Linked DNA regions of Homo sapiens: region 2 is linked to region 1. A link is an interaction called in ENCODE POLR2A ChIA-PET data of the cell type or tissue named here. Cell type or tissue: PC-3. All regions are shown on one strand.

Region 1 (5,000 bases):
TCAGGCTAATTCCTTGTTAGCCGTTTTTACAGGCTGTGACTATTAAGCATTCCTCACCCAACTAAGAACCATAAAGTTAAATACTTCAGTATCTTGCCAATAACTCAGAAAATACAGCTGCTTTCATTAAATCAACAATATTAAATTAGTATTACTTATCAAGGAATTACATAAACAAAGATCGTTCTCTTTTTAGGATGGATTCATAGTTCTATGACATTCATGTCAAACACTGACTCCTTAAAATATATCTAACAAAGATAAATGTAAAACTGCCTGACCAGTAAACTCAGGCACAAATCTTTGCTGACAATTCTTAAGACATTTCTGTTTTTATTTTATCAACAATTTTAAAATCAGTTTACTTATCAAACATTTACCCAAGTCAGGTGAACTTAAAAACTTTGAGGTGGCTATTATGTTTTTGATAACATACTTGATTGAAGTGCTTAATTTTTCCCTTTAATTAATTAATTAATTAGCTCTTTGATATATTTTGGTAGAAAAATACATACATGCAACATAAAAACATACAGACAACATGAATACATCGAAGCAGATTCTTTAGCTTTCATTTTGAAATGTTAATCATGAGACAGCAAAACATAGTAATTTAAACTTACCAGTTTATAAAAGGACAGTTGAATCCAAATTATATTTCTGACAAAATGGGACCTGTTCACATGGCTAAATTTTATTTGCCCTGATAGGTGATCTTATGAAGGCTGTGGACCAAAGCTTTGGGTAAAGCAGTTTCCACAGCAGTTTGATTTTTAGAAACCTCTTTTTCTCCTTCAAGTTTTAAACTGGTACAGAGGTTAAATATTCAAACATTTTCATTTTAGATAGCACCAACTAAATTGTGTAGAAAAACAAAATACCCCGGTGGCCTTGAATTCCGGCAATAAATTTATCTTTTTATTTGTTTGTCTGATTTACTTGATTAGTCGATGCAGGCAGGAAAGCATTTTAGAAAAAGGTATTTAAAGGGTTTTTTTTTCCCCTCAGCTTTTCCTGGCTCACATACAGCAGACAAAGCAAAATTTTTATGTCAAAGATACCTTCTATTATTCCCCTGAGCTCAAGATTTCGACCTGTTTGATCTGAGAGCCTAACTTTTGTAAACCTTAATCTAGTTCTTTCCTTCTTAGACTATCTAGCTTTTAATTAACTAAAGCAATTGTTAAATCACCCTAAGCAATTGCTAGTCAATCAAAACTAAATTAACATTTCCAAAAGGGATGACTCTTAGGTGTACTGGATAGCTTGTTGGCTGTCATGGAACTACTGTAATTTGAAAGCCCTCTCTTTTTTTGTTATTTTGGCTGAAATGCTCTTTAAAAAACTTGTAAGTAGCTTTGGAAACTAGCAAAATTAGGTTATTTTAATACAAGTGAAAAAGCAGATTCAGAGAAGCAGAGATGGGGAAAAAAAGGAGAAAAAAAGAAGTTGAGAGCCTCTACATACCAGCATTTTGTTTTAACCCTATATTTGGTACAAAAAAAAAAAAAAAAAAAAAAAAAAAAAACAAGCTTGGGGAGTTCAAATAACGCCTAAGATGGCCATTGGTTTAAAAACATGCATGAGGAAAAACCATGTAGCTGGCTGGAGTCCCAGAAAAACTGGCATGCCTTAATGTTTGAGAATCTCGTTTTGTTTCTTATTAATCTCTTGAGAGAAAAGAAATCTATGCATTCTATCAGGGAATGTCAGGAGTTTGGTATTTTAGATAGTGGCTTTTAATTGGCCATCTCACACCTACCACTTTGTATGTTTATTTTTGCTCTGGGAAGATGTTCAAAAGCAAGCAAGAAGAGAAAAAAAGTACAAGATTCAAATTATTTATAGATGTGCATAACCAGACCAAAATGAAACCAAAATTAGAGTGCTCACAAAAATGTTAAGCCAGGCATGCTAATCAACCAAAATATCAAACTAGGCATGCAGACCAAAAGTGAATTCACCAGAAGAGACATGCATCACAAACAAAGTACACGTTCTATAAAAACCAGAGTACTCGAACCAGAAGAACATTGTCCTTAAACCAGAAAGGGCTTGCCAGAAAAGACAAAAGTTTTTATCATTCCAGGGGGAATGCAAGGTCCATTATTAAGGTGGCCTTACAATCAAATCAGATCCCAAATAATGTCCAAAAAACTCACCAAAGGGAGAGAGTCAGAAAATCTGAGAAGAAATTCTCCAGGACCAAAAAGGCGACTCGTAGAAACGAAGAGCACAAAGGGCTCAGGTGATACTGCTCTCCATTTCAGGGGCTGATAATCTATCTAAGGTGAGCTGACTTAGATCTCACTTCTGACACCATTTATATAATCCTAAATAAGAGAGAGAGAGACTCTCTGAAAGAAAATAATATTTATTTGGGAATGTACATTGCCATGGGAATACATTTGCTGTAGTAATCTATGTGCATATTTAGGGAGGCAAAGGAAGCGAACATTTTCTAAAGGAAAAATGAGGAAGATTACATAATTTTTATTGATACATATTGTACATATGGGGAACAGGTGATATTTTGGTGCACGCATACAATGTGTAATGATCAGGTAATTAGGATATCTATCACCTCAAACATTTATCATTTCTTTACATTGGGAACATTACAAATCTAGCCATTTTGAAATACACAATGAATTATTAACTATAGTCACCCTACTTTGCTATCAAAAACTAGAAATTATTCTTTTTATCTAACTGCATTTTTATACCCATTAACCAACCTCTCTTCACCTCCTCTCCCTCATCACTCTTCCTAGCCTCTGGTAACCAACATTTAACTCTCTGCCTCCATGATATTTACTTTTTTAGCCCTTGCATATGAGTCAGAACTGTGATATTTATCTTTTTGTGCCTGGCTTATTTCACTTAACATAATGTCCTCCAGTTCCATCCATATTGCTGCAAATGACAGTATTTATATAAAATTTGGCCATAAAAAAGAATATGTATGTATATACATATATATGTATGTATACATGTATATGTATATACATACATATATATGTATGTATGTATATCTCATTTTCCTTATTCATTCATCCATTGATGGACACTCAGGTTGATTCCATATCTTTGTTATTGTAAACAGTGCTGCAATAAACTTGGAAGTGCTATATCTCTTCAGCATACTGCTTTCTGGGGTTTTGTATATCCTTTGTTCTTGCTTTCTTATTTATTGTTATTGCAGTTTGGTGGGTTTTTTGTAGTGATAAGCTTTGATTCTTTTCTTTCTCTTTGGTGTATCTATTCCACCAGTGAGTTTTATACTTTCATGTTTTTTCGTAATGATGATGATGATCTTTTTGCTTCCAGGTGTAGGGCTCCCTTGAGCATTTCTTGTGAAGCCAGTCTAGTGCTTTCAAATTTTCTCAGTTTTTGGTTGTCTGGGAAAGACTTTATTTCTCCCTCATTTCTGAAGGGTAGTTTTGTTGGATATGCTATTCTTGACTGACAATTTTTTGCCATTCTTTGAATATGTCATCTCATTTTCTTCTGGCCTATAAGGTTTCTCCTGAGAAATCTGCTGTTCCTCTAATAGGGATTCCCTTATAAGTAGCTCTATGCTTTTCTCTTACTGTTTTTAAAATTCTCTCTTTGCCTTTGATTTTTGATAATTTGACTATAGTGTACTTTGGAGAGGACTTTTTGGGTTGAATCTGTTTGGGGACTTTTGAGCTTCCTGGATTTGAATGTCCATATATCCCCTCAGACTTGGGAAGTTTCTAGCTATTACATCATTAAATAGGCTTTTTTACACCCTTTACAACATCTTCTCTTTCTGAAACTTCCAACTTCCAGAATAAAAATATTTGTTCACTTAATGGTGTCCCATAAGTCTTGTAGGCTGTCTTCAGTCTTTTGTCTTTTTCATTCTTTTTTTTTCTCTAACTGTATAATTTATAATGGCCTATATTCAAGTTCAGAGGCTCTTTTTTTTTTTGTTGTTTTGTTTTTTGAGACAGTCTCACTCTGTCACCCAGGCTGGAGTGCAATGGCATGCAATCTCAGCTCACTGCAACCTCCACCTCCCAGGTTTAAGCTATTCTTCTGCCTCAGCCTCCCAAGAAGCTGGGATTACAGGAGCCCACCATGCCCAGCTAATTTTTGTATTTTTAGTAGAGACGGGGTTTCGCCATGTTGGCCAGGCTGGTCTCCAACTCCTGACCTCAGGTAATTCACCTGCCTTGGCCTCCCAAAGTGCTGAGATTACAGGCGTGAGCCACCGTGCTCAGCCAGAGGTTCTTTGTTCTGCTTGATAAAGTCTGCTTTTTCAGCTCTCTATTGCATTTTTTATTTCATTAATTGAATTCTTTAGCTGCGGGATTTCTGTTTGGTTTTTTAAATGATATCTCTGTTGTACTTCTCATTCATATCATGAATTGTTTTCTTGATTTTATTGAATTGTCCATCTGTATTTTCTAGTACATCATTGAGTTTCCTTAAGATAATTATTTTTTAATTCCTTTTCCATCAATTCATTGATTTACTTTTTATTGGGGTCTCTTACTAGAGAGTTATGTTCCTTTAGTGATATTAAACTTCCATGCTCTTTTATGTTTTATGTGTCCCTGCATTCATGTCTGTGCATTTAGTGGAACAATCACCTCTTCCAAACTTTCTAGAGTGGCTTTCATAGAAAAAGACTCATCTACAGTTGGGTCCTGGTGTGCTCGTTGGGAAAGATGTGGTGACTCTGTTTCCAAGTAGGTGCCATTTTATAGTCTCTCTGCAGCTTCTCTGGCTGTGTTGAACATCAGTAATAACTGTAGGCACCTCAGTGGTTTAGGCTGTAGGACTTTGTGGTAGCTGTAGTGGCAGTGTTTATTGTTAATATCCTCAGTGGCAAGGGCTTCCGGGGTCTTCCTATTCTTATTTTCCCCACAATGGGGACACTTAGCTGAGAGGATCCTTCTTGATGTCAGGTCTGACACAGCCTAGAAGCAATTGCAGTGGCACTGGTCACAGAGGCAGGTGCCCAGAGT
Region 2 (5,000 bases), 230 kb after region 1:
GAAAGTTTATTTTACACTATTAATGAAATGTTCTTAATGCTGATGAGCTAAGCCTGTACTTCTCTGCCTCTTCTCCAAGGCATACCTAGGAAAACAATCTCCAAAACTACTGGTTTCCTTTTTAAAAATAAGACCTTATGCTGTTTCTAGTCTTCTGGCATACTTTTTGTTACAACAAATTAACAAAAGCTATCAATACCTCTCAGTTCCTTAATGTCTTTAAATGATCTAAAACCTGTGCTATCAGCCAGACAGAAAATGGATTCCTGGAATCCAATCAAGTGGTGAAATAATCTGGGTGAGGTTTACAAAACTTGATCTGGCAATAGAGTTAAAAAGCAATTACAAAACAATTACAAAAGGTCTTAAACTTCAATTCAGAAGAAACCAACATCAACTTAGAGTTCCACTGTTACCATACAGACAATTTTTACTGACAGTTCATTATGTCCATCTGTGACATGAGAAAAACCACCTAGACAAAGACAGCTTCCAAGGCCAATGTCAAGCTGATAAACAGCCTGTCAAGAGATGGTAACTGAACTGTGGACATAAAGTATGTCACAGGAATCTCAACTTGCTGAAGACAGCAAAACTGTTCCCGAAGGTAAGTGACTGCCCAACGTCCATGATTAATTAGAATATTGAAATTACGTATATCAAACTCATGATACTAATACTGTGTGGTTTAAAACTATCCTAAATATTTTTAAGTTCCTATAGACAATGATAGTTTCTAAATTTAAAATAGTAACTGACTTCACGCTTATGATTTTAAGTTTAAAAGTGTATGAATATTTAGCTTGGTTAATAAGAATACTGGAATGTTTAAGAAAATTTGTGATTCACTGTCTCATTCATTAAATTTAAAATTTTTATATTTACCAATTATAACTCAATAAAGCTAGAGAAAATATAAAATTTTAAAGTTTTAAAGTATTTGGGAAGCCAGGTGTGGTGGCTCATACCTGTAATCCCAGCACTTTGGGAGGCCGAGGCGGGCGGATCACCTGACGTCAGAGTTCAAGACCAGCCTGGCCAACATGGCAAAACCCAGTCTCCACTAAGATAAAAAAATCAGCCAGGCGTGGTGGCACACGCCTGTAATCTCCGCTACTCAAGAGGCTGAGGCAGGAGAATCGCTTGAACCCAGAAGGCGGAGGGTGCCGTGAGCCGAGATTGCGCCAGTACACTCCAGCCTGGGAGAGACAGCGAGACTCCATCTCAAAAATAAATAAAGTATTTGGGAAAATCCTACTTGTTGAAATTTACTCCACAAGGAATAGTGCTTAAAACTAAAACAGTATATCAAACGTATATACGGAATGTAATTAAGTTAAGCAGCAGTAGCAGTGGTAATAGCTAATATTCACACTGCAATGTTCCTAGGGCTCACAACCTTGTTCCAACACTTTACAGTATAAATTCATGCATTCTGGCACGTTGGCTTATGCCTGTAATCCCAGCACTTTGGGAGGCCAAGGCAGACAGATCACTTGAGGTCAGGAGTTTTAAGACTAGCCTGTTCACCAACACAGTGAAACCCTGCCTCTACTAATAATACAAAAATTAGCCAGGTGTGGTGGTGCACGCTTGTAATTCCAGCTACTTGGGAAGCAGAGGTGGGAAGATCGCTTAAACCCAGGAGGTAGAGGTTGCAGTGAGCCAAGATCGTGCCACTGCACTCCAGCCTGGGCGACACAGAGCCAGACTCCATCTCAAAGAATAATAATAATATAAATACTTATATGGACTAAACGTGTGTGTCCCCATTCATGTGTTGAAATCTCGCTCAATAAATAAATAAATAAATTCAGCAAGTATTCACTGACCATCTCCCATGAACTAGGCATCATTCCAGGCTCTAAGAACTGCAGCAGAAAAAACATAATCCCATCCTTCATGGATATTATATTCTTAGAAGAGACAATAAACATCAGGTATGATCATTACTATTAAGAAAAACCAGGGAAAGTGAAGGAAGAAGATACTATTTTAGGTAGTAAAATGAGGTTCACACCAAAGAGCACCATTCACATTGAAGTCTATGTAAATGATGTCCCTTAAAAACTCCCTCAGGGAAAACCTTTCTAGCTGAGGTAACATTTGAACCACAGAAGTGAGGGAACAGGCCATGAAAATATTTGAGAAGAGTATTCCAGGAAAATAAAACAAGTATAAATGCCATTTTACTCAAGGATATTTTAAGGGAGACTTACTGTTCAATTATAATTACTAGGCTATTAATCAAAGTCTTCTCTCACTCAGAAAAAGCATTCTTAGTTTACAATGTGCTAGTTAATAGAATAAGAAAATATATAAGTTGAACCTGAAGACAAGTTTTTACATTGATGATTTTAATTACTCAATATTATTTTAGAAAAGCAAACACTGTGAACAGCTCTACAACCAAAAGCAGCCACTGACATCAATAAACTCAAACTGACACTTCATTGCTCTAAGTATTTTACTGGAATTGGAGCTCTAAATTTCTTTAATGAAAGTAGATGCTTTTTATCATGTAACATACCAAGGAATAAAACTTTGTCTTTAGACAGCTTTTTTTTAACCGTCTCCCTTGCAGTATGAAAACCCTTCTCCTACACTTAAAAGTAAAACAGAATTTGGGTATTTCTCATTATTTAATGTTATCTCCCTAATCAAAAGCCTTCTTTCTTCTTTATTGACTAGTCCTTTTTATTGTCCTTAAGCATTTTTACAAGCCTTACCTCATTCCAGCTCTATCTAGCCTACCTACATTCCTAATTATCTTCTTTTTTTCCTCCCCATTTCCTCTTCATACATTACATAGATTGTGAATGCTCTATTAAGTGAATGAAAGAATGTTTCCTAGCCCTAAACACTACTGTTCACATCACTTTAAATCCTATCAATAAGTCAAATGATTTTTTAAATTAATCTTATATACCATTAGTTAAATGGGTATTCTTTTTTTTTTTTTTTTTTTTGAGAGAGAGTCTCGCTCTGTTGCCCAGACTGGAGTGCAGTGGCATGACATTGGTTCACTGCAACCTCCACCTACTGGGTTCAAGTGATTCTCCTGCCTCAGCCTCCAAGTAGCTGGGATTACATGCACCTGCCACCACGCCCGGCTAATTTTTGTATTTTTAGTAGAGACACAGGGTTTCGCCATGTTGGTCAGGCTGGTCTTGAACTCCTGACCTCAGGGGATCTGCCCACCTCAGCCTCCCAAAGTGCTGGGATTACAGGTGTGAGCCGCTACACCTGGCTAATGGGTATCCTTGATATGTTTTTCTTTTGAAAAAATTTACTTATGAGGAAGTCATATTAATTTCTTTAGATTACTCACGTTTTTCTTCCCCAATGGAATTTTTTTTGTAATTTAAATAACAGGTTTCATTTTTAAGAGCCTATCAGTATTGATTGCTTAAACTATCTGTGGTCATTACCAGTTTCTTTTCTGAACTTTCTGAAACCTGCTTTTCTGGGAATTGCTACCTAAGGTAAACTCCAAGACAGCATAGAATGATCACTGTCTTTTGATTCCCATCATTTCAATTTCTAGCTGGGAGGCATGGAAAAGCATGGGCTTTGGAGTCAGATATTTGTCAGTTACTAGCTGTGTGACAAACTTCTCTGAGCCTCTGTTTCCACATCAATAACAAAGAGCACTTACTGAGCATCTATTTTATATCAAGTACATTATATACTCTCTATATAAGTAGAAAGTACCATATCTATTTATAATAAGGAAAACAAAGCTTAGAAATAAGTAACTTGCTTAAAATTATAGAGCTCATATGATCGCACCACTGCATTCCAGCCTGCGTGACAGAGCAAGACCCTGTCTCAAAAAAAAAAAAAAAAAAAGTTACAGTGCTCTCAGTGCTAGAGCCAGGATTTAAATCAAAGTCTATCTGATTCCAAGTCCATGTTCTTTTTACCACACCACAAAAAAGTGACTATAAACACAGTCCATTTGCCCAAAACAGATGTTCGATAATGGTTAATTCTATATCTAAGTGTTCTTCCTTGTTGGTAAGAATCAATTTCATATCAGCAATTCTCTTCAACTTTTAGGAGATTAAACTACCAGCAAAAACAAGAATTTATCAGAAGCTCTGATCTTTATTATTAGTGAATTATTTAATTAATCAAAACCAAAAACTGTATCAAACTATGCCAAACATATTCTTCAGATATTTTTGTGTTACAAAAAAAAAAAAACAGCCTTATGCACAACGATATCCTAAGTCAGCACACTGTGTGATTATTCATCCCCAGAGTTCTTAAAACACATAGCTTGTAGAGATAAAGCTCTTAAAAGAAAGTGTCATTCTTGAGAGGCATTCAGATCAAGACAACAGAAACACACAGTAGTTTTCCAGAATCCAAATAACCACCACAGACAAGAACTCTGAGGTTGTCAGTATCATCATGGAACTATAGATATCAAGTTTCTCTTATCTTCTCTTTCTCTTCTCCCCATTTCCTCTTCATACATTACATAGATTGTGAATGGTCCATTAAGTGAATGAAAGAACATTTCCTAGCCCTAAACACTACTGTTCACATCACTTTAATCCTATCAACAAATTAAACTGATGTTAAATGAACAGAAATTAAGAGCTAGAATACCATTAAACTTTCTTTCTCAGTTTTTTTTTTTTTTTTTTTTGAGATGGCGTCTCGCTCAGTTGCCCAGGCTGGAGTGAACAGGCGCAATCTCAGCTCACTGCAACCTCCGCCCCTCTGGGTTCAAGCGATTCTCCTGCCACAGCCTCCAGAGTAGCTGGAATTACAGGCACCCACCACCATACCTGGCTAATGTTTGTATTTTTAGTAGAGAGGGGGTTTGTCCATGTTGGCCAGGCTGGTCTTGAACTCCCAACCTCAGGCGATGCACCCACTTCAGCCTCCCAAAGAGCTACTATTACAGGCGTGAGCCACTGCGCCCCGGCCTCTCCGTTTCTTAAAAGTTTAAAAAGGTTTATAGATTAAAGTCTATAGGTTGGTTT

What was found. Peaks named below come from ENCODE experiments on the same cell type or tissue, not always from the same donor. Only the 100,000 strongest peaks of a DNase experiment are listed, where the experiment ranks them.
Region 2: POLR2A ChIA-PET joins it to region 1 with 17 read pairs; 2 of 35 experiments call an interaction of 5 or more read pairs at or near these places.

The regions. Positions count from the first base shown.
Region 1 is chr1:77,436,797-77,441,796 of GRCh38, forward strand. All of the region lies in intron 8 of AK5 (adenylate kinase 5), which reads left to right. It overlaps LOC124904202 (a long non-coding RNA gene), which reads right to left and starts at 808. Exons shown (of 2, transcript XR_007066178.1): 1 at 624-808. In PC-3, no CTCF peak of the experiment used is centred here; no DNase peak of the experiment used is centred here; H3K4me3 peaks cover 730 bases.
Region 2 is chr1:77,664,815-77,669,814 of GRCh38, forward strand. All of the region lies in intron 1 of ZZZ3 (zinc finger ZZ-type containing 3), which reads right to left. Among named protein-coding and RNA genes, the nearest start is that of ZZZ3, 15 kb to the right of the region's middle. In PC-3, no CTCF peak of the experiment used is centred here; no DNase peak of the experiment used is centred here.